4 separate regions of the Homo sapiens genome follow, and regions 1, 3 and 4 are each linked to region 2. Evidence: chromatin loops called from intact Hi-C (ENCODE). Cell type or tissue: endothelial cell of umbilical vein. All regions are shown on one strand. Links, peaks and the distances in the headings refer to the core of each region. The heading gives the core; the rest is flanking DNA. Region 1 has its middle 19 kb from the start of CAMK2D. Region 2 overlaps ARSJ (arylsulfatase family member J). Region 3 has its middle 36 kb from the start of ARSJ. Region 4 has its middle 96 kb from the start of ARSJ.

Region 1 (8,304 bases), core at 1,495-6,494, 180 kb after region 2:
GTGAGAGAGACAGAAGGTTTGTGCAAAGTGCTATTTGTGCACTTTGTGTGTTGGGTAATAGAGGAAATGACTAACTATGGGATGTTGAAGCCAGAAAATAGTTCACAAAGCAAGGGACTTTTGAGCTTTAGAGATTCTGTGGGAGTTTTTCCAATAAATATAATTACTTAGTAGAGAGGGCTTTTGGGGGAATTAAAGATAACTGAATTATTGCTCTTTTGCCAGCAACATTGGGCACAAGATTTTCTGATATCCCAGGAATGAGACCCACCTCCTCCCTATCACCCCATCTTCAGCTGAAGGCAATAACAGCCACCCCATGACCTCCAAACTCAGTGCTCTGTGGCTTCTGAAATGAATTTCATCATGCTTCCAATACCAGTCCAATACCAGCTCCCTTGTATCACCCTCAGAAATCCAAGCTTCCCAGTTCACCTAATTTCACAGGTATTTATCACCACCCTGCTTTCAGCGTCACCAATCTGATCACATCTCCCACATTCTTGGTCATCCAAGTCCTTCCACCAAAGCTTGTTTCCAGTTATCAGAAAATTCCTCTACTTCCTTAATCTTTTTATTGAACATTTCCTTCAGATTCTTGTTGAAATTAACCTGACTCCAGCAAACCCTGCTTTCCCTAGAGCCCTTCAAGTGGAAAATGTCTTTATTTTTTCTTCTTTTTCCCCCCTGAGATGGAGTTTCACTCTGTTGCCCAGGCTGGAATGCAGTGGAGCCATCTCAGCTCACTGCAACCTCCGCCTCCTGGGTTAAAGCGATTCTCCTGCCTCAGCCTCCCGAGTAGCTGGGAATTACAGGTGCATGTCACCATGCCTGGCTAATTTTTTGTATTTTTAGTAGAGACGGGGTTTCACCATGTTGGCCAGGCTGGTCTCGAACTCCTGACCTCGTGATCCACCCACCTCGGCCTCCCAAAGTGCTGGGATTACAGGCGTGAGCCACCACACCCAGCCTATTATTTTCCTCTTATATGCTACATACTACATACGCTTAGAGCTTGAGGTAGCGTCCTCTCTGCTCCCTGTTGCTACTTCCAAACTGTCACTCCTATTTCACACTTCAAAACTCTGTCTTTTGAAACACACGTTATCATTCTTTGCCACTATGGATTCCCTTCTTGTTAAGCAACGTAGGGACCTCTGAGTCACTGCTCTTCACTCATTTATATATTTTCTGTCATCATGGCTATCTACTTCAAAATCCAATTAGATGACCCAACACCTTGACCTCAATCCCTTTGTTTCCTTACCTCTAATAATCTTGTCCTCTATCACTCTTCCGTGACCCACTCATGTGTCATATCTAGACATTGTCATCACCCTGTACCATCTTTGAATTTCTCTTTTAAACATCTCATTCTGTCATTTCCTATTCTTCTAGCCTACTTACTCTAGTACTCTACTCATGCAATTCACCAGTTCATTACTAGCACTAATTCATTAACCCCATAACTTTCCTTTATTCATCTTACCTCGTGTCCTCACGTCACTTGTACAGCTTGTTTTTCATGTTTCCATCATATAACTACTTTTTTTTTGAGAGAGAGAGAGAGAGACTGAGTCACATTCTATCACCCAGGCTGGAATGCAGAGGCATAAGCATAGCTCACTGTAACCTCACCTTTCTGGACTCAAGCATTCCTCCCCCCTCAGCCTCCTGAATATTTTAGACTACAGGTGCTCACCACCACACCCAGCTAATTTTCTTATTTTTCTGGAGATGGGGGTCTCACTGTGTTGCCTAGGCAGGTCTTCAACTCCTGGGCTGAAGCAATACTCCTGCCTAGGCCTCCCAAAGTGTTGGGATTACAATTATGAGCCATTGTGCCCAGCTTTACTTTCTAACAAATGTCCTTAATGCCCCTTTTTCTTTCTCCCTCAATTATTCTTCCCTGGCAAAACCTAAACACTGGTCAAATCCAACTAACTGTTAATATGTTCCTACATTCAAGTGGTTGAACACTACTGGAGAATGTTACATAATTACGCTTATTGGAATCAGCGTGAACAACATCTTGCTGAAGACAATGGCTAATTCTATGCTTTCATCTGTCACTTCCTGCTCGTTAAAAGATTTTTTTTCTCTAGGTATGTTACCTATTATTGTGTGTTTCAGCTTGAGTGTGCTTGCATTTAAAACCACCATAAGTGCATTTTTATATACAATTCTCTCAAGATAACATTCCATAAGCCAATGACTTGACCTCTACCTCCTTTTCAGCTCTTCAGGGAGTAACAAAAATACAGGATTTCCTTATGACTAGCTATAGCAAAAAATTGTTACAGAACACATATTTAGTGCATCGTGCGTTTGCTTTCTGTTGTGTTTTGCTTTATTTCCCCATGTATATAGCCTTTAAGAATCTATGACCTAGATAAGCCTTTAAATACCTAGTCATTTAACATTGTAATCCATTAACCATTTTATCTTTCCCTTGTCCCCCATACAAGATTTTGGACCACATGTAATTTCCATCTTCCAACTATCAGATATTGTTCAATGGCATTTAACTTCTTACTCTCAGATGTTGTTAAATGCACTGACTCAGTTCTTCCAAAGCCTATAAAGAATGCATCCTCACCAGGTACCTTTGCTTTGTCCTACATCTCAAACTCAATAAGCTCCAAATCTTTAGTCTCTACAGACTGCATCTGCTTTAGAAAAACTGCACTGTGTCTGCCACAGCCCTCATTGAATGTTTTTGGGTTTTTTTTTTTTTTTAGGGGGAGGAATGAGGGTCTATGAAGGGAAGATGTGATGTTTCCTTATTTGTAAAATAATAAGAATATAATAAATATCATGAGGTTTTTCTGATGTTTCAATGAGTTAATGCATGTAAATGTCAGCAGAGTCCTGGCATGTAGTAAGCATCTAATAAATGTCACTTTTACAATAATTATTAATACTTAGCCCAGTCTCTCTACCCTTGGCTTCACATTACTAATATTTACCAATTAACTCAAGGAAAAAATAATTTTTTTTGGTTGGTTCTCTTTGCCTCTTTGTCATCTTTTCTCTTATCTCCAGAGAGTCTTTTCTAGTCATCTGTTGGCCTCTCTTCTGAGTAGGTATTCTAAGAGCCTCTCCCTCGTGTTCATTCTAGTACTTCACCCTAATTATATTGTCTTCCACTTTCACTAAGGTGCTTTGGGAAATTTATCAAGTAATAATTGTAAAATAACCACCCTAATGCTACAGTTGTTTAGAAGTAAACATTCCAATAAACATAAACATTAAAATTAATTTTAACTACAACATTTGTTCTTTATATAATATCCATGGAGTCAAAGTGTCTATTTCTTTTCAAAATTTACCAGAAGCCCTTAATGAAATGTCCATCAGTATTTCTAGATTACTAACGGTGATCACAAATTTCAAGCCCTCTAGTGGTCAACATTATCTTGCTCATTCTCTAAGACTGACAGTATTCTTCAAATACATTGAAAAATTAGTATAACTTACAAAAACATTTCCACCAAGAGAGGATTAGATATTATCCATGTCCCCTTCTCAGTGTACTACAGCTCAAGCCAAATTATTCATTACAACAAAAAAGTTGTTGGATATCAATGTTAATTAAATTTTAATATTTATTTTTATTGGGAATAAGAAAAAAATCCCAAAACCAAGATAAATTATCAGTTCTTCCTGACTTGAAAGTGAGTAAAATATTTTAGAAATACAATAAATTTAGTTTTTTGGCTTCAGAACCAGAGGTGGCCACTTACTATTTATATGTTACTTAGAGGAACTAATAAATATTTCTAAGCACCAGTTTCTAACAGTTTTTAAAAACTCTAGGCTATAATATTTACCTGATAGAAATTATAGGAAGGAAACAAGATTAAAATACAGATTTTGACTAATTTACTACATAGAACAGAATAGGTGCTCATCAAATCCATAAAATAATCATGGTGTCATTACTTTTGAGTAATAAAGGAAAATTAAGAGATTTCTCTAATGTCCTACAAAATTCATATTCTTACTGGAATTACCTGATTAAATCTAACATCAAATGCATTTTGTGTGCATTTAAATAACAATTATTCCAAGTTATATATGACTTAATAAGATAGTTACCCCTTTTGCAAAACTCTATGATTTAAGTTTTTAATTTAACTCACAGTGTGCTATTTTTTAAACTGCAGAAACACGTCTTTTTCTTCCATTTCAAGAACTAAAAACAAAATTAGTTTTATTCAAAAAAATGGCCAGCTATAAATAACTGCAGTGATTCTGTGTAGTTAATGTAAGGCTATTACAAATATTTAGGATTAAAAAGAAAAAATAGAGACATGAAAATAGTAATGCATGGAAATGGTATCTGACTTTTTAATCTCTAAAAAACTAAATTAGTTTTTGATGAAATTATGTGATAATTATATTTTATTTGTAAAATATCCTTGCTGCATTGTGTGATTGAGTACACATATAATACTATGAAAATAAAACATATTATTCTTCTCTTATTTTTTTGATGAAAGAAAATGTATAGACTGAATTTCACTCATATAGACCAGGTAATAATTTATCCTATTTTACTGTAAAGTCACCAAGTCAAGCTTTAATGAATTTTATATGTAGGGACATATGTCTATTTCCTTGACCTAATTTCTCTGCCAAATTTAGATCTAGAAATGTGTAAACATGGTGTAGCGGTTTTTTTCTACAAGCCACGTAGATTCTTAATTGGAAAGGATCCCTGTTCCGAAAGACAGATAAAAGAAAAACAACACAAAAATTAATATGTATATTTCACGTATACATAGGAGACACCCAGGGAATGAGTAATTCTCAAAGGAGTGGCTTTGAATCCCAGCTTACATAGCATCTTCAACAAAGAACAGTATACTTTTTAGAGAAATAAGACAAAGGAAAAAGACTTTGAGTCGCTATAGTCAGCAACTTGGGGAAAGGCAAATAAATGATGGATAAAGGCTAGTCAGTAAAGGTTACTAATGTAGATCCCTTGGGTATTTCAGATGATAAGTGTCCAAACCTTTTGTATTTATAAATCTATATACCGCTTTTAAGCAAATAAAAACTAAAAATAAAAAAAGGGAGGACAGAAAGCTTTCCTGCATTTGCTTCTTCTTAATTGTCTTCAGCAAAATGTGAAAAATCCACACTTTGGGGCTGCATATTCTGGTCTCCTACAGTAAATCCATAGGGTTCAATCTATAATAAAAAGGAAGTAAGTATGCCAGATGAAATAAGGAATGCCAAGTTAAATTTGGATTTCAGACAGTGAATAATTATTTAACATCCATATGTCCCATGCAATAATTTTAAGTATATTGTATCTCAAATATTACATGGGCATATACTAAATAATTTATTGTTTATCTGAAATTCAGATTTAATGGGGTGCCCTGTATTTTTATTTGCTAAATTTGGTAACCTCAAAAGAAAGATTAAAATTATTCTGGGGAAAACATACAAAACAAATATTTCAACAATCATACCTTATATTTTAATTGAAAAATAAATGGATCTCCAGTCCCCTAGAAATGCAAAGCCAACCTATAAATAATTTTAAACACACGGAGGAAAAAAACCTAGAAACTAGCTCTTGCTCCAAATCTAGATCATTTTTATCATTTCTACTTGTTGTATTTCTCATTCTAATATAAACATAAATAATCAACTCTTAGGAAATTTGTGTGGTTGGTGGGCAGTCTGAAATATAAAAATTAGAACTGGGTGCAATGGCTCATGCCTGTAATCCCAGCACACTGGGAGACCAAGGCGGGAGAATTGCTTGAGCCCAAGAGTTTGAGACCAGCCTGGACAACATGGTAAAATCTCTCTCTACAAAAAAGTGCAAAACTTAGCCAAGTGTGTGGCATGTGCCTATAGTCCCAGCAGCTTGGGAGGCTGAAGCGAGAGGACCACTTGAGTCCAGGAGGTCAAGTCTATAGTGAACCATGATTGTGCCACTGCACTCCAGTCTGGGCACCAGTGAGACCCTGTCTCAATAAAAAAAAAGAAAAGAGAAAAGAAAAGAGGTTTTGTGAAGAACTACTGCATCTACCAAATTCTAATTGACAACTTCTTTTTTAAAAACATATCCTTACCTTCTGAATCACTGCTAATTAAGCCAGGACTGGGTAGCACATTCAATCAAAATCTCTTTTCTGGCGATTTGCAATTTATTCATTTTATTCATATTCATTTTCTTTGGGTGATTGGATCTGAAACATGCAAACCCATTTGATGGCGCCTCCACTTGACCATATGCTGCCTTTTGGAAACTGGAAGAGATACCCTTTCTAGGACAACTCAGCCCTCAGGGTTCACTGCATGGCTAGCAGAACTAGGACTGTATTTTAACTCCCTCAGCTGAATATCCTTGTGCAGTGAGCAACCCCTATACCCTTATGGGGTATCGTTGGACTTTTACACAACGTAAAATAAACAGTACGGCACAGAAAGAAGTACAAATGAGAGATGGAGTCAGAATACTGCTAACTTTTTGATGTTTTTCCATTTATAAATTCTAAATCTCTTTGAGACAAGGATTATTCCTGTCATTGCATTCTGTAAAATATTCTTGAATAGTTATAATAAATTCTTCCACTTCTTTCTGCCACTTGAAATCAAAGAATTGTATTAGTTACATAAATACCGGCTTTAAAGTAATGTCTAGGAATCACTGGCAGATTCTGATAAGATTCTGGCAATAACCTATATTGAATTGATGTTTGAATACATCAAAGTGCCTTCCTTTTACTTCTAGATTGATCTCTTGAAATCCCTTTTAGATTCTGGGTCTCTTAAGTTTCAGAGACTGATAAATCCTTCTTGAATATAGAGAACAAAAAGGATTGTCTTCAACTGCATCCAGAATGAGTTTAATTTTCATTCACTTCCTATGTATAATGGCTTCCTCAGGCTGGACAATAAGCCATGTTGTTTGACATAAAATGCCTTTTTTTTCCCCCTCTTTGGAACAATTCATAAACATAAAATTGGAGGGATGGTACTAAAAGAAGGAATCAGAAACTTATATACAAACACATATTAATGACATAAACAAAAATGGAAACAGAGAGATAAACAAGAACCAAAGTGGAACCACTGAATACTTTATTACAATAAAACCTCTGAGCAGTAGCTTATAGTTTACCAAAGTTTTTTTTTTTTCTGTTTTATTTTACTATGATGGTTGTGGGGGAAAGCCTTGTTTTCTTACACACTGTGACATCTTGGGCATTCACAGAACCATTTTCATATATTTACTTAGTTTCCTTCTAGCTGGAGGAATAGGTAGTCAGCACTTTATTATTGTGCATGAGAGGCAAACTCAAGCATGTAGTTCATTATAAACATCTTTTGTAATCATGTGTTTACAAGCATCAATTTCACATAATACCTTCCAGAAGAAGTCCCTGCCATTGTTTGCAGAGTAGTAAGATATTTTCCTTCTTATAGTTACAATCCCAGTTTGGATCTAAATAAATACTTCGCTGACATAGAAGTTACCATTTCATGAATCTGAGATAAGAAATTTAGAGCAGGTAAAAGTATCAATATTTTCTTGCTTTATACTTAATTTTATTCTACATCAACAAAAATCCCTAAAGAGTAAACTTCCTAACTTCATTGTATTAATTTTTAATTTTTTTCAGTATATAGTGACATATAATACAAATATTTTTATTTTCATTCAGTGATTCTCTAGTATATGCATCTTGGTAGCATCTTATATATTACATTTTCAGAATGAGCTTTGGGAATCCAAGAGATCTGGATCAAATGATAGAGCTATCTGCCTTCTAGTAGGTGTGACATTATGGAAGCAAATATATCACTAATTGAATCTTGTTTGCTAAAACCTACAATAGATATAATAAGCTTTAGTTTTCTGAGTTGTCGAAGAGGTTAAAAGTGATATATAAAATGTTGTTGGAAAAAAAACAGGGTCTTGTTACACAACCAGGAAAATTTAGGCACGCGGATGCATTGGAGGGTGAGTAGAGCAGGGTTTATTGGGCGAAAAGAAAAAAGGAAAAATAACTCTCAGCAAAGTGAGAGAGAGTACTGCTAGCAGGTTTCCCGCCTCACAGATTGAATCCCAGGTCACCACACAGGAACAGGAGAGGCCAGGTTCCTCCCCCTTGCAAATGGCGGGAACTTCCCAAGGCTCCACCCCGTCTTCCCAGTGCGCAGATGGGCATCATTCAGGAACAATCAGTCGGGAAAAGCCTGGCTTCATCCAGGACCTGCAGTACGGCTTTTCAGCCGTCAGGCTGCTTTAGGCTTAAAGGTGGGGTTTTGCCG
Region 2 (8,304 bases), core at 1,342-6,341:
TCATCCATCATTCATTCATCCATTCATTCAATATTGAGAACCTACTCTTTGCCAGGTGCTGTTCTAGACACTGGGTGATTATGGTTTGGCTTTGTTCCTACCCAAATCTCATCTTGAATTGTAGTTCTCATAATCCCTAAGTGTCCTGGGAGGGACCCTGCAGCAGGTAATTGAATCATGGTGGCGTTACCCCCATGCTGCTGTTCTCATGATAGTGAGTGAGTTCTCACAAGATCTGCTGGTTTTATAAGGCGCTTTTCCCTCTTTTGCTTGGCACTTCTCCTTCCTGCCATCATGTGAAGAAGGACATGTTTGCTTCCCTTTCCCCCATGATTGTAAGTTTCCTGAGGCCTCCCCAGCCAGGTGGAACTGTGAGTCAATTAAACCTCTTTCCTTTATAAACTACCCAGTCTCAGGCAGTCCTTTATAGCAACATGAGGATGGACTAATACACTGGGAAATATATAAGTTGACAAACCTATAAAAATCCCTGTTTTCATGGTGTTCATATTCTAGTGCAAGAAGACACAAATAAGAAAACTATATAGTATGCTAGAGGGTGACATGCTCTAAGAAAGAAGATAAGGCAGGAAAGAGGATTGGGAGTCACAGAAATTGAGAGGACAATATTACAAAGGTCACGGAAGACCTTGATAAGAAGGGAGGCAAGGAAGGGATCGTTGTATGTAGCTTCTCCAGGCAGAAAGAAGAGTGAATGCATAAGTATTACAACAGGAACACCCCTGGTGTGTTCAAGTACCATTACAGGACAGCCCCACTAAGCTAGTTCAGAGACAGACCAGGAGAGATTAAGAGGAAATGGGGTCAAAGCAGTTAAAGAAGCCAGATCCTGTAGTGTAATGTAGGCACAGGCAGGGGCACTGACTTTCACTCGACTAAAATGGGATCCACTGGGAAGCTTGGAGCAGAAGGGGAACCTGATCTAACTTCATTTTTAACAGAACTGCTTTAGTGGCTGTGTTGAGGATAGATCATGCAGGTCGGATGGAGAGCAGGTGGATCTGTTAAAGAGACCATAGCATTAACCTGTGTGAGAGATCATGGGACAGAGGGAGGGGTGATGGAAAGTGATGGATTCTGAGTATATTCTGCAGATAGAGCAGACAAGATTTTTTGATGAACTACAAATGCAACAGGAAGAAAAGGAGGAGTCAAGGACAAATTCAAGTTTATTCATTCAACTATTAGAAAAAAAAAAAAAAAAGGTGCCTGCTCCAGCAGACATGTATCACAAGTTACAGGAATCTCTTTGACAATTATATTTCACATTTCAAAGCCTACCAATAAATAATAGTCTTTGTTTCTCCCTTCTTTTTCTGACTCCCTTAGGTTTTATATTTTGAAGGATTGCAGTTATAGATTTTTTTTTCTTTTATCATAGTAAGTGGTGTCAGAAGGTCTGCATCTGAGTTCTGGCTCAGCCACTCACTAATATTTCAAAAGAAAGAAAAAGCAGCACAGGTGAATGTTGGGGCAGGGTGCTACATTAGGGCAAGCATGCTTGTCTGGCCTCACGGCTGTCCCAGAGTTGAATGAACTGGGTGAATTCACCATTCTCCCTTACTTCACTACGTTGGACTTGTAGCCAAAACTCTGCATGTTATTAGTCCATCCATATGGTCAGATGGTTGATGATTAAAAGAAATCAACAGAAAGAGCCAATGTATGCACTCAACATCCCTATTTTCATCAAAATGAAAATGTTGCTACTTCAGACTATTGATTGCATCAAATATCAAGTGTTTACACACACACACACACACACACACACACACACACACACACACACAGAGAGAGAGAGAGAGACAAACACAGGCACACATACATGTTTTTCCCTTTCTCTTGGATTAATGTCAAGGCAAAAGAGTCTGAGCAGTAGTTGGTGGTCCTGCACTTACATTTTTAGAATTATAATTTTTAAGGATTTACATCTGGCAAGATTTTTGTTAAAACTTGAAGTCCACCTATTTTGCTTCTTATTTTAAAATAGCTAAAAATAGGTCATTTGCTTTAATTTATAGAACATTGTCATTTATTACAACTTTTCCACATTGGTGATCTCTTCTTTTTGTTCTCCAAAAGCAAAGTACTCACTAAACAGTTTATGGGCCAACCTGCATAAGTTGTATTACTGCTGGCTTTTGATGCAGTTTTCTGGGCCAAAGAGTTAACAGCTGTGCAGACATTGAGAAAGATTTCATTGAGAGGAATGTTTGTTTTAATGCATTCACCTTAGTTACCACACACAGTATTGAAATCAAAACGTCCAACCTCCATCTGATGTAACATGTTAGCCCAAACATTCCCTTTCTTAGATTTTAAGAACAAGCACTACAGAACATATCCTGCAAAAGAACATTTGTGATTGTTTATTTTTTAAAGAATAAGAATCTCATAATCTTTTACAAGTTCAAATCCCTTCTCTAAGCCCCTTTATTTTAAATCTTAAAGTGTAAAACTTTAGGCAACCCAGGTTATGTTGTTGGGTAAGTGCTACTTCACTTCCAACGTGCTGGATGCCTCCTCCAGGTGTGATCAGAGTGTGGGTGTCACTTCTCCATGGTGTCTGCTCAGGATCTGCACTGTAGTCTCTCTCTCCCATTACTTATTTTTCACCTAGAGGAGCTGCCCAGTTCACGTTACCTATGTTTGCCAAAGGTAAATTGGTTTATTTCTCTGTTGGACTTGAAACTTATTCTATAATTTTTCAAACTCTTTTTCAATGTGTCACTTTTCAGTCAAATGAATTTCTTGATGGAAAAGAAGTCCAGCATATAAAACAAAAGAAAGTAGATCTGCTAGTGCAGGTTCCAGCCTCAACCCCTTCCTTCTAAGGCAGGCTCGGGGCACTTCTGCCAATCTCCAGGGCTCCTGGGTCATTGTTTGAAAAACACTGCCCTATTCAATCTACTTTGAGGGAATTTTCTTAACATATCAAGAAAATAAGTTACTGACTTAATGCTACAAATAAGTAATATGTTAATAAGGCAATCATTCTCAAGAAGTACCAGCATCAAGTTATAAAATGTAAAAATAATGAATCAGCAGCAGCAATAATAAAAAGCTACAGATCTATTAAACACATCTTTTATAAGAAAATTCTTTGATTCTTTTTTTTCTACAAATTATAGCTGTCATTTTGATGAATACACCAGAATCAATTATAGCTATTAAAGTTGAGGCAGTTCACTAATAATCCTGCGGTTTTATAACACCACCATGGAGATGAAAATGAAATACTTTAACATTCAAACCAGGATACTGGAGGTACACAGAAAATAATTATAAAACAGCAAGGTTTGTGAAGTAGAGAAGCTTTTTCAGATGATCTCAAACTCTCAAATTTTTCACTTGTCATCAAATTCAATAGCCCAGTAGTGAGGAAAGCATACAAGGAAACTATTATTCAATAACTAAGCTGTAGTTAGGCATACCAGAACAGGTATAGGGAACCACACATAAAATTTATTCTCGATCAATGTGTATTTTGTAAAATGCCCACTACAACTCATTGTCAATACCTTGTTTTCTTATCGTTTTATCATTGCCTAATTGTATTTTATCCATGTCTCATTATTATTTCTCCAACTCTAAAACAGGGAAACCAGTAGGAAGCTGTCTGAATGAGAAACAAAATACTGAAAAAAAACCGTAATGATAACACTAAGAATGGAAAGAGAACAATAATTCAAGAGAGAAGCAATGATAGAAGGTACATTACTTAATACCCCAATGAACATAGTCTTGAAGACAAGAGAAACTAGAAGGCTTTCAGAAAAAAAATCTATTGGGTGGCTGATAGATCACAGTAAAATTAACTAAAATACAAGGTTGGGAATATTCTGACTTTTAGCTCTGCCATTTTGTTCCATACTTTCATTCCATTTTTCAGAAACCAAATTCCATTTGATAATATGCAACCATATAAACACATTCTGATGAAACAGTTAATCTCATGTTGATTATAGTTGCCAAATGTTCAAGAAAAAAACATGTTTAATATACACAAAGTAAAATATACTGTCTGTGAAATTTGTATTTTAATGCTACACATGATCATTGCAATCTCTGTAAATAAAAAATCATAGAACAGAGGTTCTTCTAATCAATGTTACAAATTCAGAAAAGATAAGACATGAAAACAGGGAAGTGCTGGTTCTCTCTTACCCAGCTTCTCATAACAGCTAAAAATTCTTTCTTCAGGCTGTGAAATCGTTCACAGGTTTATATATGTCCCTAAAGTTCAAATAGTGAAGTGTCTCGAGAGCTTTATTACTCTGACTCATGTTTGGCCAGATGACTCATTATTAAGGAATTGGTTTACTAAGTCAGATCTAGTGTGTGCATTTGAAACATTAAACAGAAAATTTTTGAAAGGAAATGTCATGCATATTTAGAGGTAGAGCTGTTAATGGGACAGAACACTGAACTGAGGGTAAACAGAAATTATTCCCCCCACAGTATGCTGTTGGCTTTTAAGGTTTATGTTCTGTGTGAGCCATTCAGAAAAATGTCTACCGCAACATGAAACAGATTACTTAATTTCACATTTGCCTGAAAAGAAATGTTCTCTTCAGACAGCTCTAGTTATTATTTAAATTTTATCGTGCTTTTAAATTGCTATTTTAAGAAGAAAGTCATCATTTTTATCTTCCCACCCCCATCCCGCTCCCAAAACACAAATGGTTTGATTCTGAAGAGGTTATTAAAAGGGTTGGTAGAGTAGAAATGGCAAGAGTGGGTGTAGCCTGCGTGCGGGGTTTAATCTTGCAAGAAAGGAAAGAGAAATGTGGCAATTTAAAAAATAGCGGGTTCCAAGAGAGGATATTTTCAAGATAGAGAGAGACATATGCTTGAAGGTGAAGGCTGAGGAGAAAATATAGGGAAATTAGTGGAAAGTAGAAGATTAAAGAAATGAGAGAGGTAAATTTATACCACAATCACCCTCTTCTCAGCCTATTTGAAATTTTATTTCTCTTCAAAGAGCTACATCAATGCCACATCCTTCTCCCAACCTTCCATGCCTTAAGCTCTGTTATGTATCTATTTGTATATATGTATCGGCTAAAGTCAAAACATGCAGGTTAATATCCATAGAGAAAAAAATAACCAATCTATGATGTAGGAGCCTGATCTTTATCAAAGTTAGGGGTTCAAAGACCTTCTTTGGTTATCATAGGTGTCTAGTTTGGAGAACATAGTGCAAATAGAAAAATAATTAATGGATTCTTTCATTTTTCTACAAATAGGTGAACATTAGACACCATGCTGTCTTTAGTCATAATATTGATAATGCCTTTTGTGCTGCTGGTAATGCACTTAAATTTTTTAACGTTAATTTTGCTTCTATACCTCTGTCCTTAATTCGACTGAATTTTCATTGTACATTTTATGTACAGCAACATTTAATAAGGAGGCTGATTTTTTCATCTCCTTTTTGCCAGACTGCCTAAATCAGTTCATGTTGCGTCAGGCAAGAGAACTGGTGTTCAGCTTGCTTTTCCATGGTTTGTTTGGAAGGAGAGAGTAAGAGGAAATAGAGGCTCCAGGCAGTGGCAACAGCTGGAAGGCATCTCTAATTAGATTCCAAGCAAACTTGGGCTCCATTTATAACTTTCCATATGCTGGCTTACAGTTTCTTTTAAAAGGCTCCCAAAACAACATGCAAATTTAAAAAGATTTGCTGCACTTGTTTATGTCACTCAATATGAAGTTGTTTTTCTTGAGCACCTTAGCATAGAACGTAGACTAGTAATCACTCAGTCCTAACTTTGAAGATGTTATCCAGACAAGATGGTCTCAGAAGGTGTGTGTGCTTGACTGATTTTTTGTTTGTTGATAAAAATTTTTAGACTGCTGTTACATCATAACAATTAAGAGATGTTTTAAGCCTTGTAGATGAAATTCTGTCTCACTTTTAAGTTTGTTCCTACATAAGCAATTTGGAGTCTTTTTTGCAAGTTAATGTTACTTTTTTTAAAGAAGCACAAAGGAAGAAAATCATTGTGTTCAATACACAAATCAGTCACCGTGAACTATGAAAGTAAATGTTGTGCATTTGTGATTTTGGTTTTGTGCTCAACAGTAGAGAGAGAGCTCAGAGTTGATGGGTTTTGTTTTTTAATGTTCTATCCTGGAAAGTTTGATTTAAGATTTTCCCACTCAATGTAACAAAAGACCACATTTGTTTCAGAAAAAACGACTTTAAAGACTTATTTCCATTTTTAAATAAAAGGTTCTCTACTTATTTTTATATTTTTTCCCAATACAATGTATTGCTTATTAGCTTTGCAAGCATAAAGAGTTTCTTTCTATTTTTTTCTCAGGAGAGGTCTCTGAAATTAAGTTTTTTAAAAGAAGAAGAAATCCCTAACATATAAGGATGCTAATAGAGATATTTAAATAAAATGGTGGAAATACTTTTTGGAGAGCTAAAACTAAAAGAACTGTCACCATCCTAAGACATCGGACATCACATTGAAGCCTTTATTCCTATTAGCTTACTATATAATGAATCTTCCTCAAGGCCTTCCTCCCCAAACCTGCCCTTGCTTGAAAACGTTTTATATTATGAACTGCCTACAATTATTAACGGCATTGATTATTCTAAAGTAAAATACACCCTCTAATTTAGGACAATATACATAATTCTATAGGTCCATCTTGCTGCTACAGCTGCAACAGCCTATAAAATACTGCATTGCCACCAGTCTCTTCCCACATTAAGCCACCGGAATTGTCTTTCTAAACTGCACATTCCATGGTGCTATTGCCTGCCTGAAAAGCATAGGCTGTTGGCACCCTGGAGCCTGCAAAGTCACTACATCTCGTCGTGTCATCAAAGACCCCTCTCAAACCGGCCCCTGCAGTCTTTCAGACTCCTTTCTCACCACTCGTTCAAGTACCCTGTGATCTACTTGCAGTGACCATGTCACCATTGCATGAACTTAATCTCTTTCTCATACTTTTATGCCATTGCGTGAGCTGCTCCTTTCCAAATGCATTTTACCCATTTCTCATCCTGTGAAGATACAATTTATCCTTCAGAACTCTAATTTAATTTTACTTCCTTTGCTTATTCCTGCAGACAAGTTTCTCCTTCTTAATTCAAACATTTTATTCATTGCTTTCTTCTCCATTGCACTTTGAGCTCTTCAAAAAGATAGGCTTTGTCTTCTAAAATTTAAATTTCCCCAAGTATTTGGCATTATATGATACATAGTAAATGGCCAGTAAAGATTTATTAAGTGAATGTGTGGTCCCACCGATTTCTAGTTTATTTAAAACATTTCTTCCCATTTTTGCTTTTAATGTCGTAGAACCCCTTCTCCTAGTCTTCCTGTTAAGTGATTAACAATTAACTCTTTATGTTCTAGGGGAATATATTAAATATTCCCTATAAGGAGAGGTGGCGTGGCTCTTTATTATTATGGGTTTAAATCCTAATCTATTTTATTCCAAGCACATGTTTCATAAAGTAGGCTTTATCTAGCTTGCTTTCGCTTTCAAAATCACTACAAACTCTTTGAAACCAGCCTAGGCAACATGACAAAACCCTGTCTCTACAAAAACTAGCCAGGCATGGTGGTGCATGTCTTTAGTCCCAGCTACTCGGGAGGCTGAGGTGGAAGGATCACTTGAGGCAAGGAGGTTGAGGTTTACAAATTAACCAAATAACAGTTTTTAAATAGATTTCAATAATGTTTTCAAATGTTCAGTTTCCATACTACAAATAACTCAGAAATATGACCTCATAAAATATTAGCTGCTGTGGCTGGAAGATACTAAAAGGCAACATTTTCTAAAAATTACATTGAAAGGTATAATCACAACATTATTGTTGTTAAAACATTTTCAGAGAGGCACCACAAGGTAGCAGAAGCTCTGGATTTGGAATCAAAAAACTTCATTATAGAGTCAAAATTTATGGTTTAAAAGTTTTTTGCTGTGTGCTCTTAACTAGATCACTTTACCTCCCTAAGCCTCAGTTTCCTGAGCTATAAAAGAGGATTATAACAGTTATGAAGGTTAAACAAAGCAACATGTAGACCGGAAAGCACTCTACAGATGTTAGTAATTATTATGTGCATGGTATTTATTGAGTTCTACCCATATGGATTTAGTGCTTGGAAAAACCAGTCCGACTGCATCCTAATAGTAGTTTCTTTTATAATAAAAACGGTGGCACAGCTCCTGCAGATGGCATGGAACCTGGGCTTGAGTATTGCCACTGATTCTTTTTTTTTTTTTCCTAAATATCCTGATTGGTTATACAGTCATTTG
Region 3 (8,304 bases), core at 1,773-6,772, 56 kb before region 2:
CGCAAAGTATAAGTTTAATAAACTTATTATTTTTTAAAATGAAGTGGTTGGAATTTGAAAGAACAATTAGTATATAAACTTTTACTAAGTAGAAGTAACTGGGCTGATCCTGAGTATAAAACAAGGCCTAAAAAAAAGGCTGTGCCTTTCCAAAGTTTACAAGATACTTTTAAAAAAATACTTAAACACAAAATATACCAACTCAAGAAACTAGTCACCAAATCCTATGATTATGAGAAACAGGATATTCAATGGATGAACAAACATTCTCTCACAGTCTTTAATGACTCTTAAGACATGTTTTCTCTAAGAGGTTATCTTACATATGTAAAATAACCTTCACCTGCAAGGCCAATTGTTTTTTCATAAATCTTTAAAAGGACTGCATCCTGAGCTTGTCAGATTTTTGGGACTCTAAAAAAAATTATTGGCTCAAAACTATGAAAATAAAATTATAAATTAAAATTATTAACTGATTAATAAAGTGTTTTCAAAATAGTATATTATACCAACTATTCAACTACATTGAAACACAGTTTATCCAATTACATATAAATGATGTTGAATGTGGGATGTGGGACCATCTTAATATATTTGACATAACACAGTCAAACCTCTAAGACAGTCTAGATTCCATGAAGGCTTTTGAATGGTCATGTTCCAACCAAAGCAGTCACATGACACTGCTAAGCATTTTGAGGAAACAACATTTTTAAACAAGAAATCAATTTTTAGTTCTATCAAATGATATTGTTAAACATTTCAGGTAAACAACACTCAAACCAGAAATTAATCTTTAGTTCGGTCTAGTACTTACATAATTAGATAGCAGAATCAAAAACATATGAATAATTCTACAAAACTCAAAGGAAATAGAATGTCTTTACTAAAATAAAAAAAAGAAAGAATACAAAAGATATAATAGTCCTCTGATCTGAACTATGTAGTAAAATTTTAGTAAAGGTAACACCCAAATCACTGCAGTGACATTCTAATTGTTCCTTTTTCAATCATTTCCTCCACTACTGCTAACTTTGTTGGCAGATGAATTTTCTCTCTGAAAAAATTGTCATTCTTGCTTCCAAGTCTCAGTTCATGTTTCCCTCACAGGTAAACTCTTTGCCTTTCTCTTCCCAGATCCAAATCTACCTATCTCTTCAAACCTTGCATTGAGAGAAAAACATTTTATGTGAATTAACAAAGATGTGATGTCTTATTGTTACTGGTCATGAAAGACAAATCTATTTCTTTACATTTTTTTCTTCAAATTTAAGAAGAATTTTAACTGCCTTAGTCTTTTTATCTGTTTCTTTATATCCACAGAATGGGAGCTAAATGGGGAGAACTGCAATATCACCTCAGACACCATGGCCCAGAACCATCTGTGCTCATGCAAGACCCATAATTGTGTGCTCCCCATTGCCTATCCCTATCCCATGAATCCAAGAGGGCTGCCTCAACAGTAACCTGGAGTTGGGCTATACACACTGTTACTGGTGAATGATCCTCCTTTGCTGGGCTCTGATCTCTCCTGCCCGGGTTCTGCCTTGGTTCTTGATCAGGGGTTCTGGGACATTCTCACTAAGTTCTGGATTCGTTCCCTCTATGGCCTATGCTTCAACACTACTGACAATTTGGTTATTGCTCTCTTTATGGTTCTGATCTTCACTTTTTATGCTTTCCCGCTTTAATGCCTTCTCCATCACTCTGAATTGCTCATTCATGGCCTCATTCACCATTTTCCTTTCTTCTTATATTATTTTTTAACTCTCAACTTCTGAACTCTTCTCTAATCTTACTTAACCAATCTTGTTCTCCTGGTTGAAGTTATACATCCTACATTATAACATTTATTATTGTTTTTAAAACAATTTTATTTTTCCACAGGTTTATTAAGGTATAATTGACAAAAATTATATATATTTACAGTGTACAGCTTGATGTTTTGATAAGTGTATACATTGTGAGACATCGTGGTCATTGTATACATTGCGACACACTATATACCTTGTGAAACATGCTAATTGATTTTTTAAATAATGGTTATCCTGAGTAACAATATTTTGATAGATTTTTTCCATATGATTTACTCTAATCTGGCAGCACTTTACAAAGCAGTTTATCATTTTTTCCTCATTACTATAAGAAAAGTGAGACTCAGCAAACTTAGATCTTGGTCTCTCTGACTTCAAGTCTACTTTCTGGCCATTACAATAGTAGCTCCCAAATTAGAGAGATTCCAAAAATAAGATTCCCAGGACATATCTTGGAACTTCTGATTCTAAAGTTTGCAGGGGCCACTCCAAGTGATTCTAACAGTGATGCAGGTTTGGGGACCGATGTACTGCACATATTGCCACTACCCTACTGTAACCTCCAGTATGATGCAACCCACCTTTGAAATTAAACCAGAATCATTTTTAAAACCACAGTGTGTTCTTACAGATTCATGAGACATATTTTGTTCATAGGCGTTTCACATACTAGTCTGCTCATATGAAGAATATATTATATAATGTAGATTATTTGCTAGACTCATTCTTTCTCCTGCTCTGTCTTCTTACCCAGACCCATTTGAATGGCAGTTAGTTAACACCAGCAGTTCAGTTGAAGTCTTGGAATGAGAATTTTTCTCTGTAGGCCTCGCAGGCCTACATAAGGAACAAAACCCTGTCCATGAGGTCATAATCATATAGCCATCTCTAAGTTGCATTGTGTATTGGGAAGAAATAAGAATGAAATACCAGCCTGGTCTTCTAAAATAATTAGCACTGAAAAGTGTATGCAATTGTATTGCTTATATAACGAGATCAAATTTTAACCTAAGTATTCTAAATAAATATTTCTCTTGGAATATAGCCATGAATATTTTTCATGACTTGAGGATATACTTTATTATATTGCTATACTCCAACAAAAATGAGACAAAATTCCATTATTTCCTCTCAGACCTTCTAGGTTTGCAACCTAAAGCCACATATTTTAAAAATGCAAAATGAGATACATAGAATACTTATATATATATATATTTTTTCTTTTGCTGCTTGTGCTTTCCACATCAAATGTATATCAAAACACTCAAGAGCTTTAGAACAGTGAGGAAATCTTCAGACTGATGGATTTACAAAATAAGAACAAAGCATCTAGACCACTATTTACCAAACATGGTAGTGACCATAATTTTTCCACATTTATACAGGCAAGGAAATGAGGTATGGAGATATCCAGCAATCTTCTAAATCAATTAAGGATTCACCACAAGATACAGAGAGAAAATCCAGGATTTATGACTGAAGACTGTTTATTGGACTCAGTAGTACCTCATGATGCTGTCATTAATGTTTCTACAATGCTTTCTCATGGATACAGAATCCTCTTAGTCAACACTATCAATTGTGTTTGTCCTGTAAGTCAATAAAATAATTTTAAAAGATTTTTTTTAAGAGATGGGGTTTCGCCATATTGCCTAGGCTGGTCTCAAGAAATCTGCCTGCCTTGGCCTCCCAGTGCTGGGACTAAAGGCGTGAGCCACCATGACTGGCCCAAAAACTGATCTTTTTTTTTTTTTTTTTTTTTTTTTTAATTGAGACGGAGTCTTGCTCTGTCGCCCAGGTTGGAGTGCAGTGGCGCAATCGCGGCTCACTGCAAGCTCCGCCTGCCGGGTTCACGCCATTCTCCTGCCTCAGCCTCTCGGAGTAGCTGGGACTACAGGCGCCCGCCACGACGCCCGGCTAATTTTTTGTATTTTTAGTAGAGACAGGGTTTCACCGTGGTCTCGATCTCCTGACCTCGTGATCTGCCCGCCTTGGCCTCCCATAGTGCTGGGAAAACTGATCTTTTAAGCCCAATATAAAGAAGGCCAAAGGAGGAATGTTGCCTCTGCCTGGCTGTCTCATCTGTGGTAGAGCTAAAAGTAAACAGATCAGGGCCTTGGTTGGTGAAGACTCCACTTTAAAAGTTTCAGTTGAATATAGTTGATTTTGGAATAAGTCCAAAGAAGGAAGAAGGTTCTACTTCTGAGATGGAAGCCCATGAAGGCATTATGCCAGGAAAGATTTTAAAAGCCAGGAAATGAATCAGGATGGTTGTGAATGGAGAAAGTCAAACACATCAATAAATCAGGAGGGCCAGGCAGATGAGAAACCAAAAAACGTAGCCAGCTTTGGCAAATGCTCATTACAAATGAGATTCCAGCCAGATGAGCTGGTGGTTTATTCATTCACTCCATTGTTCTTTTTATCTATGACATAATGGTTCAGTGTAATTTCCATAAAGCAAGACATATCTATTCACTTTAGGTTGTTGTGTTCATTAAATGGAGAAATCATGTTTTCTAAATTCTGACCTATTGTTTGGTATTGCACCTTTCGTGAACTCCAAAAATAATCTAAGAGGAAGATCTTAAGCTTTAGTATAAGTGGCATCTTTTTTCAAGGATGAAAATTTAACATGTAAGCTAGTGTTAAATTCCTGACAAATATTCATCAACAAATGTACTTTCTACTGTACTCAAGACAAGATGGTGTTAGGAGCTAGAGACTGAGCATATTGCTAAATGGCCATGGCCTTGAGATTTAGTAATGTGAATTTAAGGGGAACAAGAAGTTCTCCAGTTCTCTACTCAAATTATTATTGCTCAGAGCAAGCTATTAGATATAAATCTGAGAAACAAAAGAAAGACCAATTAGATAATCTATTTATGCCTTGGAGAACTAAGCAAAATGAGAATGCTTCTAATTTGTTTTGCTTGAATAAACTCCAATCAAAAGATTGCCCTTTTGCATGATAACCATAATAACATAGTAGACAGTTTTATAAATCTCACATTTATAATTTGAAGTTTTGACAAGGCATTTCTAAGTGGCATTTCAGGATTCTTATCAATTATTTTATTGACTGTAAAATTACATTTAGTGACTTGCTTAAGCTTTCTCTGCAAATCAGGATTTAGAATCAAATCCTTGCTTTACTTAATAATACTATTTCTGAACACCATAAAATTTTTCCAATTACAAAAAGCACTATTTTATCTGTTATATGGTACAGCTATGGGCTGTAGTAAAAGCTACAGACTTTTTACCACTTTTCTTGGTCCTGAAGGAAAGGAGACAGAAGATGTCCATGTCTGCTTCATAAAGCATTAGAAAAGGTGATCTTACAGATGGAAAAACATTCCATTGAGATAACTGTAAAATTCAAATCTAATTAAACCCTGGCATTGGGAGGTCTATTATTGCTTCTTCTTATTTAATGTATAATCATTGATAAAGCAATACCTCTAAAATGGGCCTTTGAAAACTAAACTTTTTTTTTTGTTTACTTTTTTTGTAACAAAAAGGTGGGGAAATTTGAAAAGTTCGCTTCTTTGTATGTTTATGTGTATGTTTTGAGTGTGTTTAATTTCCTGCTTGTTTAGCTTTCTTTTATAATTTAATTTTGCTGCTTATGATAATACTGAGTAATATAAAGTACTTAGAAAAGACATATAGATATTTTTAAATTATATACGTAGTCATTAAATCCTCACAACAACCCTATGAGATAATAAATTATTGTCGTTATTTTGTGAATTGAGAAACTGAAGCACAAATATATGTAAATAACTTGTCCTGAACATTCTTATTTTATATTTCAACAGTATCACTGAAATTTGCTGTTCAAATATCACAAACTATTCCTTGAAGGATTTTCATGTAATATAAAAATAACAGGCTGGGGAAATTCGCTTTCCAATTATTGATTTTTAAGTTAAAACATAATTCCTGAATTAATTTATTTGTCTTTCTTGAAGTTAGACAGCCAATGTGTATTTGAGTCTAGGATGGAATTCAAGCTAGGCATTTTTATAGAAATTAACATATGCAAATATGTCATTATTTTAAAAAATTTCCCTGCTATATATAAATAGAAAAGATTTTTGAATGAAGTAAACAGATACATTAACTGTCTTTCTTTTTCTTTCCCTCTAGATATTGATTTTTCTTTTTTCTAAACATAAGTACTTTTTAAAATTATATTTGTTTATAATCATTGATTTTACTTCTGTATTAAATCCAAAGCTGGGGGAGGGGCATGGTGGCAAGATAGCCAAATAGGAACAGCTCCCGTCTGCAGGTCTGCAGCTCCCAGTGAGACCAATGCAGAAGGTGGGTGATGTCTGCATTTCCAACTGAGGTACCCAGTTCATCTCATTGGGACTGGTTAGACAGTGGGTTCAGCCCACAGAGGATGAGCTGAAGCAGGGTGGGGCATCATCTTACCTGGGAAGTGCAAGCAGTCAGGGGAACTCCCTCCTTTAGCCAGGGGAAGCCTTGAGCAACTGTGTCTTGAGGGACTTTGCACTCTGGCCCAGATACTGTGCTTTTCCCACAGTCTTCGCAAACCACAGACCAGGAGATTCCCTCTGGTGCCTACACCACCAGGGCCCCGGGTTTCAAGCACAAAACTGGGCAGCCATTTGGGCAGACAACAAGCTAGCTGCAGCAGTTTTTTTTTTCGTACCCCGATGGTGCCTGGAATGCCAGTGAGACAGAACTGTTCACTCCCTTGGAAAGGGGGCTGAAGCCAGGGAGCTGAGTGGTCTTGCTCAGAGGTTCCCATCCCCACGGAGCCCAGCAAGCTAAAATCCACTGGTGTGAAATTCTCACTGCCAACACAGCAGTCTGAAGTCGACCTGGGATGGGATGCTTGAGCTTGGTGCGGGGAGGGGCATCTGCCATTATTGAAGCTTGAGTAGGTGGCTTTCCTCTCACAGTGTAAACAAAGCCTCAGGGAAGTTCAAACTGGGTGCTGAACCCACTGCGGGCTCGGCAAAGCCGCGGTAACCAGACTGCCTCTCTAGATTCCTCTCCGGGCAGGGCATTTCTGAAAGAAAGGCAGCAGCCCCAGTCAGAGGCTTATAGATCAAACTCCCATCTCCCTGGGACAGAACACTGTGGGGAAGGGACAGGTGTTGGCACAGCTTCATGAGACTTAAAGGTTCCTGCCTGCAGGCTCTGAAGAGAGCAGAGGATCTCCCAGCACAGCGCTTGAGCTCTGCTAAGGGACAGACTGCCTCCTCAACTGGGTCCCTGACCCCCATGCCTCCTGACTGGGAGACACCTCCCAGCAGGGTTCCACAGACACCTCATACAGGAGAGCTCTGGCTAGCATCTGGTGGGTGCCCCTCTGGGACGAAGCTTCCAGTGGAAGGAGCAGGCAGCAATCTTTGCTGTTCTGCAGCCTCGACTGGTGATACTCAGGCAAACAGGGTCTGGAGTGAACCACCAGCAAACTCCAGCAGACCTGCCAAAGAGGGGCCTGACTGTTAGAAGGAAAACCAACAAACAGAAAGCAATAGCATCAACATCAACAAAAAGGACACCCAGGCAAAAACCCCATCTGAAGGTCACCAACACCAAAGATCCAGATAATCTACCAGGATAAATCCAGGAAAATGAGGAAAAACCAATGCAAAAATGCTGAAAATTCCAAAAACCAGAATGCCTTTTCTCTAAAGGATCACCACTCCTCACCAGCAAGGGAACAAAACTGGACAGAGAATGAGTTTGACGAATGGACAGAACTAGGCTTCAAAAGGTCGGTAATAACAAACTCCTCTAAACTAAAGGAGCATGTTCTAACCCAATTCCATGGAAGCTAAGAACCTTGATGGAAGGTTACAGGAACTGCTAACTCAAATAAAGAGTTTAGAGAATAATGTAAATGATCTGATGGAGCTGAAAAACACAGCATGAGAACTTTGGAAAGCATACACAAGTATCAATAGCCAAATTGATCAAGCATATCAGAGGAAGAAAGGATATCAGAGATAGAAGATCAACTTAATGAAATAAAGTGTGAAGACAGTTAGAGAAAGAAGAATTAAAGGGAATGAACAAAGCCTCCAAGAAATATGGGACTATGTGAAAAGACCAAATCTATGTTTGATTGGTGTACCTGAAAGTGATGGGGAGAATGGAACCAAGCTGGAAAACAAACTTAAGGATGTTATGCAGGAGAAATTCCCCAACCTAGCAAGACAGGACAACATTCAAATTCAGGAAATACGGAGAACCCCACAAAGATACTCCTCGAGAAGAGCAACCCCAAGACACACCATTGTCAGATTCACCAAGGGTGAAATGAAGGAAAAAACATTAAGGGCAGCCAGAGAGAAAGGTTGGGTTACCCACAAAGGGAAACTCATCAGACTAACAGTGGATCTCATTGCAGAAACCCTACAAGCCAGAAGACAGTGGGAGCCAATATTCAACATTTTTAAAGAAAAGAATTTTCAACCCAGAATTTCATATCCAGCCAAAC
Region 4 (8,304 bases), core at 1,873-6,872, 77 kb after region 2:
ACAGAGACACTAGAAATGAAAATTTAAAAAGATTTTTCCCTCTAAGTTCAAAGTAGTGTAGAATAGGATACATCTCAGAAGCATAAAATTGAATTCATAAAGGAAATTAACACCCCAGAATCTCTCAGTTTGAATGGCTCTCTTCACAACTCATTCAGAACAATTGTGCAACTAGAATAATGATCTTACCCATTGATAGGATTTGGCTGTGTTCCCACCCAAATCTCACCTTGAATTGTAATAATTCTCATGGGTCAAGGTCAGGGCCAGGTGGAGATAATTGAATCATGAGGGCAGTTTCCTCCATACTGTTCTCGTGGTAGTGAATAAGTCTCACGAGATTTGACGGTTTTATAATGGAGAGTTTACCTGCACAAGCTCCCTTGCCTGCTGCCATGTAAGTTGTATCTTGTTTTCCTTTTGCCATAATTGTGAGGCTTCCTCAGCCATGTGGAACTGTGAGTCAATTAAATCTCCTTCCTTCATAAATTACCCAGTCTTGGGTATGTCTTTATTAGCAGAATGAGAACAGACTAATACACCTATATTTAACTGCACAAGCCTTACCTTTATGGTTCATTTCTGATATTATTTATATTTTTATACTATTTCCAACAACCAGTTTTCCATATTTTAAAACTTAAATTGTCATTACAAACGTTAGTTTTAATATGGTACAGATAATTCAATGATGTTACTTATATGCTAATATTTATGCGAATGACAATTTTTGTTCTTTGATGATAAGTTATGTTACTATAGCACTGTTGTAGAATACTGGTAGAAAACTTTCTTATTGTCCCAGAATTAATGCCTAGAATCCACAGTCTAAAGCCAAATAATGCAAATGCATTTTCTTATTTTCCCAGAATTGATGAAAGAATCCACAGTGTAATGTCAAGTAATGCCAAATTCTAAAGTCAGAAAACTACCGGCTGTGGGCTCAATCACATTCAAGAGAGGCTTGCTAAGGGGCACTATTTCAGCACAGTTGGAGCTCTTCATCATTCCAACCCTTTACTTCCTGACTTCCTCTGGACTGTATAAAATGAAGGCAGGCTAGAAGTCGTTATTGACGGGAATGAGAATTTGTGGAGCAGCTTCTCTTACTCCTCCCATTGGTGAGAAGCATCCAGTATATTCTCTGTCATCCTACAAGATGGAGGTTGCTAAAACCATTACCCCTTTCACTAAGTTGTGACTGCTGATCATCCCTTGTGTGAAATTTCCTAACTACTGAGCCAGCAGGATATCGGGTGCCCTAGACTTACAGCTGCTGATGAGAGAAAAGAAAGTCAAGAAAGATGTCGAGGAGAGAAAACAGCAAGGAGAAGGTGGGGAGGTAACCTGTATGCCTGTTCTGTTGTATGGCAAGGATACAGATATTTCTGACAATCACCTTAGGTGCTGGTTAGAAATTAATTTATCAGGCCAGGCACGGTGGCACACGCCTGTAATCCCAGCACTTTTGCGGGGGCCGAGGCGAGTGGATCATGAGGTCAGGAGTTCAAGACCAGCCTGGCCAAGATGGTGAAACCTCGTCTCTACTAAAAATACAAAAAAAATTAGCTGGGCCTGGTGGCAGGCACCTGTAATCCCAGTTACTCAGGAGGCTGAGGCAGAGAATTGCTTGAACCTGGGAAGTGGAGGTTGCAGTGAGCCGAAATCACACCACTGCCACTGCACTACAGCCTGGGTGACAGAGCGAGACTCCGTCTAAAAAAAAAAAAAAAAAAAAAGAAATTAGTTTGTCAATAAGATAAATTAATTCACTTCAAGAGAGCTACTAGAAGAGAAAATTCTCAACACGAAGTAATAGAATGCCCCTCCCACAGCAGAAATGAGCAGGTTAAGTGGTTAAGCCTCAGCTGACTCTCCCAAGCTAGGGAACTATAAAGGGTAAGGCTTCCTTAGAACCCTTCACAGAACCAACAAACATCTACCCTTTAGAAAACCAGCAGTTGAATGCCTACCATAGAAGTGTGGCTGCAAAAAACAGAAAAGGATAAGTAATCTACCTCATGGTGGGTTTGCTTAAGTAATGGAAGAGCGATTTCAACGAACAAAATAAACATCAGCTAATCAACTATGGGCAGTTGCATATGGAAACGGCTTTTTGACCCTTCTTCCTTCCCCCCACTCCCAGCACCAGAGAACTAAGTCCTGGAAAAGGAACAAGGTTGTGAGAAATTGTTTTCTCTACCTCCACCATAAGCAGAAGTTCCAAGCCACTGGGCCCTGAGGAAAGGAGAATTTAATTTGATTTGATTTCTGCTAACTTTGTTTATGACTTATTTCTTCATGTTTTTAATGGTATTTTGTTGTGAGATGATACTCACTGGAACTCTAAAAATTGCCTGGAAATTGTTTAAGTTCTTTCCCCCATAGCAGATTTGTCTCCTTTTGCCAAGCTCATGGGGCCATCACCAATCCAGAATCACTTTAACTTAATTATTGACTTGGGTTTTGAAGTCACATGGCAATGTGATTCTTGCCTCATACCTATGTATGTAAGGGCTTCTGGTTAGGAGTTTAAAGGATTTTCATTGTTCTTGTATTTGTTTTTAATTTTACATTCTGTTCTACCCAAAGCCAAGATGTTTTAATATGTACCTGGGATTTGTTTTAATCAGGTATGATAAAATGACAGACATGGAGATAACTGCCTTGAAAGAAGAGTTTATTGCTCACAGTCCCCCAGAGGATAGGGCATGCCACACCATGCAAAGCCACTTGGGGAAGCACCAGGGTCAATTAGGGGACAGAAGGGACAAAGGGAAACATGGACAAAAGCCGTGATTGTGTTCTTTCTTTCTTTCTTTGTTTTCAGGAACAAAGGGAGTAGGCAAGCTGAGCAAGTACAAGATTGAAATTGTTTTTAAAATTTCAGCAGGCCTTGGGCTATAGTGGTGGTCTCTAGTTACCTAGTACCTGGTTGGTGATTTAGAGCAGGGAGAATATTGGTATGGTGTGTGAGAGTTAATAAAGGAGGTGGCTGAAGGTAGAGACAGGATTGTTTGGCTTGCATATGAAAGGTATGCTCATAGGCAAGTTGTTCGCTATCTCTAGCAATTAGCTATCCTTGGAAGGGACAGTCTCTCCAAGATCAGCAAGACCCCAAGATGTCAAAGCATGATAAAATATAAAAATGCATAATTAATATTGCAAGAAGACAGACAAGTATTAACATTTCCTCCGCAAGGGTGTTTTCCCTCAAGTTCAGTCACTGAGGGTGTTGCTGTCTGGGAAGAGCAGTCTCAGATTTTTGAGGTTATCTCCGATCCAGCCTTCTATGAAACTCAAGTTCATACTATTAGTACTTTCTTTCCAGCCTCCATGCATGCAGGCAACATTATAATTCAGGCTCAAGGTTACCAACTACTGGCAGATGCTGTTCAGGTAAACAGCAAACACTGACTTCAACCTCATCTATTTTGGATTTGTGTTTTCTTATCAGTTCTGCCCTCTGATGGTTTTTCTTAATTTATCATCTTTACCATGACTTTTCAAAAGATTTTCACTTTTAATCTATTACTGCAGAGATTCCATGCTGGGATGGGTTTACCTACTCAGCTAGTCAACCATTTTCCTAAAATAAAAGTCTTACATTTACATGTTTAATGTCTCTTTGCTTGTTGAAAAATCATTCTCAATGAACTCTATTAAAACCAAGAAAAACAATCCTAAAATAGTATCTAATGAAATGTCAATCTTGGATTTTCTAGCTTTCAGACAGTTCTCTACATTTTGAACAATTGCCATTAAAGTAAAAATTACTTAAGATTTTTTACCATATACTTTGTAATTTTTATGTTTTCTAAGAAATTTTAAACCTTTCCTGTTATAATCTGAAATCTAATTTTAAAATGTGAGAATGTCAGTCTTCCCTTTTCACGATTTAAACTATTTTTGTGAGGATGTGAATATTTCTTAATGTACAGACGTTATTTTCTAGTTCACTGATTTAGAGGATAGAAGCCATTGACCCTATCTTCAGAATATGCAATATCCTCTAAATGGACAGTGGAAAAACATTTTAAAGGCCAACCAAAGAAGACTTAACTATGCATTAGACAAGAGCATAAATGTGTAGTCCATAAATTGTATCAGAAAATAAAATTTGAATTGGATAGAATGTTACAATTAAAATATATTAATTTCGTATCACTTTGCTTTCATTTTTGAGATCTGATACGCAAAAAGAAACAAAATAATTAGATAATTCAATAATCCTAAACCAGCCATTGGTATGTAGACTTTTTTTTTTTTAAGACAAAGTCTCACTTTGTCACCCATGCAGGGTGGTACAATCACGGGTCACTGCAAGCCTCGACCTTCTAAGCTCAAGCAATCCTCCCACCTCAGCATCCTGAGTACCTGGGACCACAGACACACACCACCATGCCCAGCTAATTTTTAAAATATTTTTTGTAGAGACAAGGTCTCTCTATGTTCCCCACACTGGTCTCAAACTCCTGGGCTCAAGCAGTTCTCCCACCTTGGCCTCCCAAAGTGCTAGAATCACAGGTGTGAGCCACTGCACCCAGCTGACATCTACTTTTGATTATTCAGCAGAACAGTTTGAGTTTAACTTATTGTTTCATTTTAATTTTAGTTAAACTGGAAGTTCATGAGTCATCTTAGCATGTTTTATGTCACCAAATAAACTTGGGAATTTAAATAACTACCATCAATTCATCATATTTCCATTTTCTTAGGAATCAAGCCAGGTTTGAGACCTAGCTGGTAATCAGGAAGCTTGGGAAATGCCTGCTTAACAAAAGAGATATGGACAAACATGTTTTGTATATAATGACTACACCAAAGTCATTTGCCAGTTAAGTTATCTGCCTTGTGAGAATTATTCTCGTCTGTTTATATGAAGATAAACAGAGAAAAGAGGAAGAGTTCAGAATAAACAAATACTTCTTTAATGAGTGTTGGTTCAATCTCAATACCAATCAAAAAGAAACACAATTTGAAATAAGATATTTTTCAATTATCAGCAGTAATGAAAATGGTATCATAATAACCTTATACAAGGGGGGAGTGAAATAGATGTTTCATGAACTGTTGGTTTACATATAAATTACTACCAGTCACAGGAGGACAAATTGGCATTACATAGCATCAAAAATCTTTTAAAAAAAGTATATACTTTAGCCAACTAAACTTTCAGAACTTTTCTCTTTAAAAAAGTGCAAAGATGTAGGTATATAAGTGTTTATCACAATTTTACTTATAATTGTGAAAATTTTGACAAGAATGAGGGCCTTTACTAAAGACATGGGCTAAAGAATTTGCATAGTTCTGCTCCTTTAAGGAAGAATGCACCTTCAAGCCACCTCAAACCAAAACCTTTCCTTACTAAGGACTCCCAGTAGCCTACCTACACTGTGGTTGAGTTTTCTGACTTTACTAAACATTGATTTCTATGGTTCAGCACCTCAAAATTGACTTAAAATGTATTATTAACTTGTATAACATTTATTCCTAAGTTTTATTCTAATTTCATTATTCTTATATTTTGGATTTTCTGCCTCACTCTTATTTTTCTTTAACTTAAATGGTGACTCCTACATTTTTAATAAAAACAATTTTACTTTATTTGTACATTCTTAGAAACTACTTTTAGTCTTAATAATCTCATTCATAACTTTGCTTTTTAGATCTAGCTTTTTATATTGCACATATTTTCAAACTTTATTGTTTTAAACTTAGTTGCTTTTTCCATATTTTAAAATTAATATTTTATTTTTAGAATAAATTTTACCTTAAAATTATATTTTGTTTCTGTTTTTTGTTTGTTTAGACTCATCTCTTTAAATGTCTGTTTTCAATTTATTATTTTTAATTTCTGTTTGGTTTTATTATTATTTTTTGACAGTTTCTTGCTCTGTTGCCCTTGACTTCTCAAACTCAAGTGATCCTCCTACCTCAGCCTCCCAAAAGTAACTACACCCAGCTAATTTTTTTTTTCTTTTTTGTTTTTTGTAGAGACCGGGATCTCACTATGTTTCCTAGGCTGGTCTTGAGCTTCTGGCCTCAAGCTATCTTCCCACTGTGGCCTCTCATAGTGCTGGGATTATAGTCATGAGCCACTGTGTCCAGACGATTATTTTTAGTTTGCTCTTCTGTTGAACAACCTGCTTCCATGACTCATATTCAAGACAAGAATCCTGGTCCAGCCCTGCTCACCAATGATTTCTACACCCATCTGAATGAAGAGGTTGGTTAGCTTTCTGTTCTTCTTAAACTCAATTTTCACAAGAAGTCAATTCTCCTTTTCAGTCCATTGAAACTTAACTGTGAGTTAACTTGAAATCTAACTGGCAACATGTTATAATTGCAATCTGCTTCTTAACAAAGGTACACTTTAAAGATGCATAATTGAGGACTGCCTAAAAGATATGCAATCCTTCCAAGTCTCTCTAGGAGCTTCAATGTGAGTGCATGGGTTAAGCCAGATTATCAAAAAGCTTGTACATGAGTACATAGTTTTCTGGCCCCATATAGATTAATTATATAAAATTACGTTTTGGTGTTCATTTATTGGTCTAATTTAAAGAATCATATAAGAAATTGCCCTATGAAAAGTACCTATATATTTACTGTGGAGAAATTACCGGTAACATAGTTTCTCTGGAGCAACTGCTTTGTTTTGATTTTGTGCTTATTGACATGATCAACTTTATTTTATTGACCCTCTGAGTTGTATAACCCATTTTTTTTCCTTTTTCATTGGCTGTTAAAGCACGTTGAGTTGAAATCGTGGCCTGTATCCAATAAGTACACAGTATCTCTTGGCAAGCAATTTACTACTCACTTCTAGGTTTATTTTATTTTTCTTATTTCAAGATATTTCCCTGAGTTATTTTCCTAGTTATATATTTTTAATTTGTCTGGGCACATTATATGCATTGTTACACTACACCTTAAAGAATTTTGAAACAAATACTCTGAAAGAGAAACAAAGGTCAACATTATAACCCCATTTTATGCTTAAGAAAAACAGGACAGTGTGATAATAATAGGCAGCCAGTCAGCAGTGAAACTAAAATTGGAACATCCATCTTTGAGTTACAAAATGACTTAAAACTCAAGAATCCAAAGCCATTAGACTGTATTGCTGTGTTATTATTGCCAGACTCCTATCAACACTGGAGACCAACCAACAGTCAGAAATAATCAAATACATTGTGCTCAATTCTCTACTTTATTTTGAATAATATTAAAGTTCCAGAAATGTATCAGCCCAGGCAAAGCCAGTGAGTATGAGTAACTGAAAGCATCATCTCCCACCTCTTCACCATATGCTCAGAAAAATCTTAGACAAGTTCAACTGGATATTTTGTGAACCACCCATCCAGAAACACTGTAGCCTTTAGGAGGTGGGGTTTTGTGGCAACTTTAAGGTACACAAATTTAGTCAAGTATATGTAGATGAGCATAACACAAAGATACATTTTACCATGAAGATCCATTATTGCTATTAATATTTAATGTTAAAATATTTAAAGAATATTGATAAAATATTTCAAATTGTGTATACAGTTATTCTGATGGACCCTATTTCTTTTCTTTTCTTTTCTTTCTTTTTTTTTTTTTTGAGACGGGGTCTCACTCTGTCGCCCAGGCTGGAGTGCAGTGGCACAATCTCCACTCACTGCAACCTCCACCTCCCAGGTTCAAGCGATTCTCCTGCCTCAGCCTCCCGAGTAGCTGGGATCACAGGCACGTGCCACAATGCCCGGCTAATTTTTTGTATTTTTAGTAGAGATGGGGTTTCACCATGTTGGCCAGCCTAGTCTCGAACTCCTGACCTCAGGTGATCCGCCTGTCTCAGCCTCCCAGAGTGCTGAGATTACAGGCATGAGCCACTGCGCCTGGCCTGACAGGCGCTATTTATAAGCCACAAATTTTAAAACTCAACCTCGCTCTATAGAACTTTATATTTGGAGCTCAATATTGAATTAATATCACCCAGAGATTTTTCTAAAGCCCTTCATGCTTTGTTTTGCTTTGTGATTATTAAGTAATTCTTCTCATTGTAGAAAATTGAAGAAGTAAAAAGTATTCAAAAAGAACATGAAAATCAAAACATTCTTCATATAAATGTTTAATGCCAACATTTATTAGGCGTTTACTTCGTGTGAGCACAAATCTAGGCATCTTATACATATTTTCTCTGCCTCCCAACAGCCCTACAAAGTAGATACATTATAAACCCTATTTTATGGCTGAAGAAACAAGGTGTGGTGAGACGAATTAAATTATTAAGTGAAATGATCACTAATAAAAGTT

Evidence for each region. Peaks named below come from ENCODE experiments on the same cell type or tissue, not always from the same donor. Only the 100,000 strongest peaks of a DNase experiment are listed, where the experiment ranks them.
Region 1: it touches region 2 in a loop (3.0-fold over the local background); 3 of 110 quality-filtered maps call a loop at or near these places.
Region 3: it touches region 2 in a loop (8-fold over the local background); 7 of 110 quality-filtered maps call a loop at or near these places.
Region 4: a loop joins it to region 2, with 4 times the contacts of the local background. A loop is called at or near these places in 2 of 110 quality-filtered maps.

Annotation. Positions count from the first base shown.
Region 1 is chr4:113,776,746-113,785,049 of GRCh38, reverse strand. No RefSeq gene overlaps it. Among named protein-coding and RNA genes, the nearest start is that of CAMK2D, 19 kb to the right of the region's middle. In endothelial cell of umbilical vein, for the core only: a CTCF peak has its summit at 3,423 (motif pointing left); a DNase peak (open chromatin) is centred at 3,389.
Region 2 is chr4:113,955,405-113,963,708 of GRCh38, reverse strand. The region is part of intron 1 of ARSJ (arylsulfatase family member J); the gene reads left to right. Among named protein-coding and RNA genes, the nearest start is that of ARSJ, 20 kb to the left of the region's middle. In endothelial cell of umbilical vein, for the core only: no CTCF peak of the experiment used is centred there; DNase peaks (open chromatin) are centred at 2,568, 2,788 and 4,318; H3K4me3 peaks cover 208 bases; H3K27ac peaks cover 3,952 bases.
Region 3 is chr4:114,011,409-114,019,712 of GRCh38, reverse strand. No RefSeq gene overlaps it. Among named protein-coding and RNA genes, the nearest start is that of ARSJ, 36 kb to the right of the region's middle. In endothelial cell of umbilical vein, for the core only: no CTCF peak of the experiment used is centred there; a DNase peak (open chromatin) is centred at 4,092; H3K27ac peaks cover 2,090 bases.
Region 4 is chr4:113,879,300-113,887,603 of GRCh38, reverse strand. No RefSeq gene overlaps it. Among named protein-coding and RNA genes, the nearest start is that of ARSJ, 96 kb to the left of the region's middle. RefSeq lists an enhancer at 2,555-3,056. In endothelial cell of umbilical vein, for the core only: no CTCF peak of the experiment used is centred there; DNase peaks (open chromatin) are centred at 2,103 and 4,733; H3K27ac peaks cover 886 bases.